Regions from separate parts of the Mus musculus genome. Here all the other regions are linked to region 1. A link is a loop called in an ENCODE intact Hi-C map of the cell type or tissue named here. Cell type or tissue: heart. All regions are shown on one strand. Region 1 holds the start of Zfp617 (zinc finger protein 617). Region 2 has its middle 21 kb from the start of Zfp961. Region 3 holds the start of Tpm4 (tropomyosin 4).

Region 1 (2,500 bases):
CTGTGACAGTTCTCAATAGTACCTGGCTCGTCCTTGCTCCCGTTCAGGTACACTATGCTGAAACATATCAAGTGATATGAAAGTTCCTGCCCCCTAAAAGGTAATTTTTTAAAAAATCAGACCTTTTTATTTGTTCTGGGGAGTAGTCTGAGACACCTTAGGAAGATAGATAGCTCTGGGATTTGGTCCAGACAATGAAAGCTGTATCTCAGGCTCTTCTGCTCTCCCCTCCCCTTCTCAAGGTTAGTCTGTCCACCTCTGCCTGCCCCTCATCTCCTCTACCTCCTTCCCCACATCACCTCCTCCCAGACCCGCCTGCCAGGCTTCGAATGGAAGCCTGCCCCTTCTTTTTTTTTTTTTTTTTTTTTCTCGAGACAAGGTTTCCCTGTATAGCTCTGGCTGTCCTGGAACTCACTTTGTAGACCAGTCTGGCCTCGAACTCAGAAATCTGCCTGCCTCTGCCTCCCAAGTGCTGGAATTAAAGGCGTGCACCACCACGCCTGGCCCCCTGCCCCTTCTTTTAAGGCCTTTTTTGTTGGTTGGTTGGTTGGTTGGTTGGTTTTTTGTTGTTGTTGTTGTTGTTGGTTTTTTCGAGACGGGGTTTCTCTGTATAGCCCTGGCTGTCCTGGAACTCACTTTGTAGACCAGGCTGGCCTCGAACTTAGAAATCCGCCTGCCTCTGCCCCCCCCCCCCGAGTTCTGGGACTAAAGGTGTGCACCACCACACCCGGCTTAAGGCCCTATTTTTAGAGCTGCATAAATTGTACTGTTTCTGTCTAATGTCACTTCCACCTACAGGGCTGAGCATGGCTTGAGGCACTTTATAATAAACCTCATTTCTAAAAAGAATGTCCTTTGTGGAAGAGCTGCTGAAGCTTTTTTTTAATTGCTGGAAAGTACAGTTTTTTTAATGTTGTCATTAGCGTGTATTAATTACACGAAAAGTTTCAATATAACATTTTCATTCATGTATCTTGTTTATATTCATACACACACAGACCTTTACCTGCTCTTGTCCCTCTCGAATTCTTTCATCTTTTATGTCTTTGTGTGTCCCAATGAATCTCATTAGTGTTGTTGACAGGAGAGGGAGTGGTTGTGTCAGTAAGAGGGAGAATAAATTTATTCTGTCACTTAGGCTTCGGAGACTGGATCTGTGGGCCCAGCAATAAGGGCCAAAGGAGCGGCAGGTAGGGTGCCGAGAGGCAGCGCCTTGTCCGCCATCTCCCTTCCGGGCGGTTCTCAGTAACCAACTGTGGGAGTCCCGGACGGTTTAGCGTCCTTGGCTGTATGACGCCATACCCTAGGAAAGGTCGGGAGGTCCGCCGGAAACTCCCGGTACAGACACCAGTGTGTGAGCTGGCCAATCAGCAGCGCCGGCGGGAGGAGCGGAAGTTCCTCACCCGCCATCTTTCTTGCTGGCGCTTCCCTCCTCACAGCTCTCAGCTGAGGAAGTCCAAGTTGCTGAGCCTCCGCGGCCGTGTGAGTGCCTGTTCCGGAGCCTCTGTGGAGCCGCGGCAGGCCTGGGCACAGACATGGTGAGCCAGGCGAGTGGCGGGGCTGTGCGCGGCGCCCTTGGTCCCGGGCGGCGGGATCCCGGTGCTGCGCCGGGGGACGAAGGGCGGCTGCGCACTGTCGCCTGCGGCTCCAGAAAAGCTGCTTTTCCCCTTAGGGAAAGTCAGTCGAAAGCGGGATTCCGAGGCTGGATGATGTGGAGCCGAGCTGGAAGTTTAGGAGACAATTCTTGCGAGTGAGAATTTACGCCCCGCCATGCACGGAGGCCAGGGGAGGTCACCCGGTGTCCTGCTTTGTCACGGCCCGCCTTATTCCTGTGAGACAGGGTTTCTTACTGAACCTGTGGCTAGGCTGCCTGCTAGCAAGCTCCAGCGATCCTCCGGGCTCTGTCCCCATGCCTGGCATTTACTTGGGTGTTTTTTATTTGAACTCGGGTTCTCACCCTTGCTCAGCGAGCACTCTTACACACCGAGTTATCTCTCCAGGCCCGAGAAACATGTCTAATATAGATCTTAAGCGCAGAGATTAATGGAAGTGAACCTGGGAAAACTGAGACATACCGAGATGTGAGGGAACTTCTCAGGGGACAGTCACAGTTCTTTTCCATGGGTACATGCGGCTCCCGCATTTAGGATTGTAATATCCTCTTGGTAGATTATCCCTTTATAGAGTATGACGAGACTATCTTTATCCCTTCTGACTTAAGGTCGGAGGAAGAACTTTTCAATTTTCGTCATCTCTGTGAGTATGGTACTTGAGGGTTTTCAAGTTTATCTTTTACTCTTGGGTTAAATACTGCTCTTACCTCTGCTCCTTTTTCCAGTAATAAAAGTTTTTTTGGAAACGACTGGACTTTAAGTCGTGGTCAAGTTCAAATCATAGTGAATTGCAAACGTATCGGTTTCTTTGTTTTGGATTTTTTTTGTTGTTTTGCTTTGTTGTTTGTTTGTTTTTGTTTTGTTTGAGACTAGATCTTACATATCCT
Region 2 (2,500 bases), 49 kb after region 1:
TAGCTGAACTTAGAGGTGGCTTTATGCCACCTGACATGGGTGCTGAAAACCAAAAGTAGGCGCTCTGTAAGAGCTAGTGTTGGACCCTCTCTCCAGCCCCATTGGCATCCATGTCTGGGGAATGCTTTCACTTAGCTATGCTTTCACTTAGCTATAATGCTGCCTCAGATGCATATCCTTGGCTCCAACACTGCCACTGTGTGGAGCTCTGTTTGCTCATGAATGTTGCTTTGAAAATTGACTTTCCCTGGGGTGTCATTCAATAGTTTAGTAGCCCTGGGTTTAGTTCCCCAACACTCCCTCCTTCCCATCCTCACTTGGAAGCAGCCTTTTGTGCTCCCCACCCCCAACACTCCCCAATAAATCTTAAAGTCTGTTTCATGATTTTTGTAGGGAGTGTGGGAATAAAAGCTAGGTCATGTTGGGCATCTGCCAGTCCCTGCATCTCTGTGACACGCAGAGAGAAGGGGGGCAGTGCGTAGAAGACAGGACATGGTGGGAGGCATCCTCCCTTTCTGGGGTGGTTTGAATAGGTATAGCCTCCATAGATTCATGTGTTTAAATATTTGCCCCATAGGGAGCGGCCCTGTTAGGTGCAGCCTTGTTCTTCAGCTGAATGAAGTCCTCCAGCACCATCTTTAAAATGGTAAGACATAAGCTGGGCGTGGTGGCGTACGCCTTTAATCCCAGCACTCGGGAGGCAGAGGCAGGCGGATTTCTGAGTTCGAGGCCAGCCTGGTCTACAAAGTGAGTTCCAGGACAAGCTGGGCTACGCAGAGATACCCTGTCTCGAAAAACCAAAAAATAAAAAAATAAAAATAATATGGAAAGACATACGCAGCATATTTTTGAACCTTCCAGGATTCTTTATCCCCACTTTCTGACCTGGGCTATGGCCTTCTGCACCAGGAAAAGGCACTCTGTGAAGGCTCGAAAACACCCCACCCATTTTTTCAGATGAGGAAAACAGTTCCAGAAAGGGGGGTGGGGGGGATGTTCTCCCTTAGGACAAGAGCTAGAACCCAGAAGGGGACAGCTTTTTTCAGGAGCCAGCAAGATGGCTCACTTGCTGCCAAGAGAATTCAATAACTGAACTCCTACTGAAAGACAAGAACTGAATACAGCAAATTGTCCTCTAACCTCCACACACACACATCATGGAGGTGTGTGTGTTTGTGTGTGTAATTTTTTTTAAAAACAAAAAATCTGTTCATCCACAATGGAGCACTGACTATCCAGACACCTTTAGGGAACACTCTAGTGGTCAGTGTTGGAATGACACTGACTGGATTCCCTGAAACTGTGGAGAGATGGACAGACCAGCTTCTGTCATTGTCATCATCATTGGTTAGTAGAACCAGAAAGATTTCATTCTTCCAACACGTCTCTGTTTCCCTAATAGCAGGGTGACATAAATGTTTCCTTTATTTCTGATAATTTCATACATGTACACAATGAAATGATGGAATTGACCTTTATCTCCCATTTCCTCTCTTCCACTCTCCCCATATTCCTGTAACACCTTATGCCCTTCCCCCAGCCTTGAGCAGGCTAAACAGACCTTAATTGTTTGCCACAGTTGGTCTTCCATTGGCATAGCTGACCCAGGGTGGAGTCTTCCCACCTAGGTGGAGGTCTTCCACCTTGTAGCACCTGCAGTTTCCTATAGAAGCAGATTGCCTGCCGAGCTTGCTTTGCAACATAATCCAGTTGAAGCAAAGCAACATAATCCAGCTGAAACAAAGGTTGGGTCTGTGGGTTTTCCCTATATAAACACAAAGCTGAGTATTAAACTTTGAGCCTTGAATCAGAAAACTTTGTCTTGGCTTCATCCTCTCTCACCCACCCATCCTTTTTCATTTCCAGCCCCCTTTCAGGCACCCAGTTCTCCTTGGCTGCTGGACAGCTACAGGTGGCACCCAAACGAGGGGACTGAGCACACCGGGGTGGGGTGGGGGGCGATTTCAACTGAGAAACGCTGTCTTGATGGATCCACAGAAAATAGAAGTAATTGAATCCTGCACAGTGGTAAGCAACAAAAGCATTAATGCTAGCGCTAGCCATAAATTTCATCTTTTGGAGCCTGTTGTAGGAGGTGCAATAAGGGGATACAGGCTAGGTTGAAGAAGTGTTGAATTCACCTAGGGGTTGGCAGTGTAGATGGGATAGGGGAATTCTAAACAGGCATTTGTCTGCAGCCTCAAAGAGCTGCTTCAGGTGAGAGGAGCAGGGTTTAAAGACAGCTGTTAGAAAACATTTTAGATCAGATAGATTCATGCTGCCCATGGTTTTAAGAAGAAAGAACTTTGGATAAGGAAACCTGGGGGAAAATTGGACAAGTTCTGAGAACCACCCAGGAAGACTCTATCGTCCTCTGCCTCTGGGCACTTATAAAAGATGCTGTTGATGAAGAGACCTCAGAGGCATTAGCTAACTCCCAGGGATTGCTTGAAGAACTTCAGGAGGACTGCCTGTCAGAGAGCTTCCTCAGAAAAAGGCT
Region 3 (2,500 bases), 210 kb after region 1:
GTGTTTTGCATGCATGCATGCCTATGCTAAGGGGTCATGGAAGCAGAGAATGTTGGCTCCCCTGGAACAGGAGCTGGGAATCAACCTGAGTCCTCTGTACAAGACCTTGTCTATATACACTTTTTACTTTCACAAACTTGTGTCCTCTGAATGAGACCTTCTTTATATAAACCTTTTACTTTCTACATTAATGTGGGCGCATGTGTGAGATTAATGGACTCTGGGCATTAGGCTTGGTGGCAAGCACCTCTACCCATGGAGCCATCTCATCAGCTCATAAAGACTTTGTTCATTTGCAGGGCCTTAAACTCCCAGTCCTTCTGCCTCAGCCTCCCAAACTCCGGGCAATGGACCATTAGGCTGACTCATTATCTTCTGTGTCCCCAGGTGAAAGAGCAGCTGACGTAGTTCCAGAAGAAACTGAAATGCGTGGAGGACGAACTGGACAGGCACTCCGAGGACCTGACAGACTTAAAGAAGACTCTAAAGCAGACGGAGAATAAAGGCTCCCAGGTAAGTGCGCGGCCGCTGGGCCAGGCGGGGCGGGCAGTGAGGGAGGACGAGGAGCCCACAGGGCAAAGGCGGCTAGCTGCACCGACGTCAGCCACCCCCTCCCACCCACCCCCCGCCCGGTGCTGACGTCGCGGCCGGCCCGGGTGACCTCATGGGCCTGACAGCAGGGCCGGGGGGCGGGGAGAGGCGGGGGCGGCCCCGGCGTGGCCAAGGCTGGCGGGCCCGGGCGCGGCCGCCCAGCTGTCGCCGGAGCCCAGCAGAACGATTGAGCTATGGCCGGCCTCAACTCACTGGAGGCAGTGAAGCGCAAGATCCAGGCCCTGCAGCAGCAGGCAGACGACGCAGAGGATCGCGCGCAAGGCCTGCAGCGCGAACTGGATGGCGAGCGCGAGCGGCGCGAGAAAGTGAGAGACCAGGACCCGCGCCGTCCGCGACCCCCGCCCGATCCCACTTTTCGTCCCGCGCGCTTCCGGGCCCGCAGTGCTCCCTGGCGCCCTCTTTTCTTCCCAGCTCCGCATGCTTCTAGCTCCCCCTTCCTCCGTCTCCCCTCCGCCTTGATCATCCATACCCTTGGATCCTGGAGCCCCGTACGCTGGCGGGGCAGGAACTGGGAGGTTGCGGGGGGGACAGTCCTGCGCGGGGCACTCCGGAGTAGTGGGGCAAATACCGCGCTCCCATTGTCTGCGGCTGACCAAGGTGGGGGCGGGGGCGGTGCGCGCTTTTGCTTCTTCGCGCCCGAACTTTCCCGGCACGTCCTTAGGGTGCGGCCGCGACACGTCCGCTGAGGGCGGGGTGGGGACAGGAGAATTTGGACGCTGGCCTGCAGGACACCCACCACCACCACCATCACCCTGTGTCCCCCTAGCCCCAGGTAATATCCACTAGGGGGCCTGCCCGACGCCGGAGCGCCCACTGTATGCGCCTTCCCTGAGAGTTCAGGGACCGGGGTGCATGAATAGTTCGGAAAGAGGAAAGGCCTCCGCGCCTCCTCTTCATCCCTGGGTCAAGCCCGGGGCCAGAGATGGGTCTGGGTTCTAAGCCCAGCTCTGGCACCCACAAAGCGTTCGATTCGTGTCTCCCAAAAGTCTGCTACAGGTGGGTAGAAAGAAAAGACTAGGGAGAGGCATTCCAGACGTTTCCGGGGCAAGGAGAGCCCCTTGCCTGAGTAGTAGGGCGGTGTTTGCTAGCGAAGGAGACTCACAGACAAGGGAAGAAGTGTTGTGTGATTGCCCAGGTCTCCTGAAGCCGTAGTGTGGGAACTCAGGGCGGGGACCCTAGAAACTGAAAGGCTAGGTGGAGTTGGCAGTGCAGGTACCGCCTGGACTCCTCCCAAGACTGCCTGGGCGACAGCCTGGCCTGGGTAGAAGCCTTGAATCCCTCAAGGACCGCTCGGGCTGGAGAAAGCCTCAGAACCGGGCGGAAGCTCTGCACAGTAGCTGTTACGGCTTCTCATACGCCCGTCCCACCCTAGACATCTCCAAAATGGCCTCGAGACTCCAGCCAAGCCAGGAATTTGGCGGCCCAAGGGTGGAGTGCGGGGGATGCCTTTTGGAAAACTCTGAGCTGCTTTAAAAGTTCATGTGGGAAAGCATGCTTCTTTTGGTTGTAGAAAGACATCTCAAGTTGATTCCGGGCCAGAAACACCCAGACTAGAAATGGGGTTGGGGTGTGTGTAGCTGATTTCTGGGCTTGTGTCCCAACAGCTGGTTTCATTTAGATTTTTGTGTGATTAACCGACGTCTTCCTGTTGCTTGGCCACAAGTATCTAGCAAGCCTCTTTTACCTTATAAGGGAAACCCTTTGTAGCCGGTGGAAGGCTTTGATTGCAGGAAGGGGCGGAGCTCAAGATGACTTAGGATGTGTGTGTGTGTGTGTGTGTGTGTGTGTGTGAATGAATGCATGGATGTGAACTAGAGCTCTTTCTGTTTTAAACAGTTGAAAATATGCCAAGATCAAAGTGTGCCTCTTCAGTCTAAGTTCTTTTCCT

What was found. Peaks named below come from ENCODE experiments on the same cell type or tissue, not always from the same donor. Only the 100,000 strongest peaks of a DNase experiment are listed, where the experiment ranks them.
Region 2: a loop joins it to region 1, with 2.2 times the contacts of the local background. A loop is called at or near these places in 4 of 42 quality-filtered maps.
Region 3: a loop joins it to region 1, with 2.1 times the contacts of the local background. A loop is called at or near these places in 4 of 42 quality-filtered maps.

Annotation. Positions count from the first base shown.
Region 1 is chr8:71,921,435-71,923,934 of GRCm38, forward strand. Zfp617 (zinc finger protein 617) reads left to right here and starts at 1,391. Exons shown (of 4, transcript NM_133358.3): 1 at 1,391-1,538. The coding sequence starts at 1,536. In heart, no CTCF peak of the experiment used is centred here; a DNase peak (open chromatin) is centred at 1,327; H3K4me3 peaks cover 1,623 bases; H3K27ac peaks cover 1,801 bases.
Region 2 is chr8:71,970,883-71,973,382 of GRCm38, forward strand. No RefSeq gene overlaps it. Among named protein-coding and RNA genes, the nearest start is that of Zfp961, 21 kb to the left of the region's middle. In heart, CTCF peaks have their summits at 1,274 and 2,359; no DNase peak of the experiment used is centred here.
Region 3 is chr8:72,134,537-72,137,036 of GRCm38, forward strand. Tpm4 (tropomyosin 4) reads left to right here and starts at 752. Exons shown (of 8, transcript NM_001001491.2): 1 at 752-917. The coding sequence starts at 786. In heart, a CTCF peak has its summit at 1,398; DNase peaks (open chromatin) are centred at 665, 1,375 and 2,265; H3K4me3 peaks cover 2,375 bases; H3K27ac peaks cover 2,500 bases.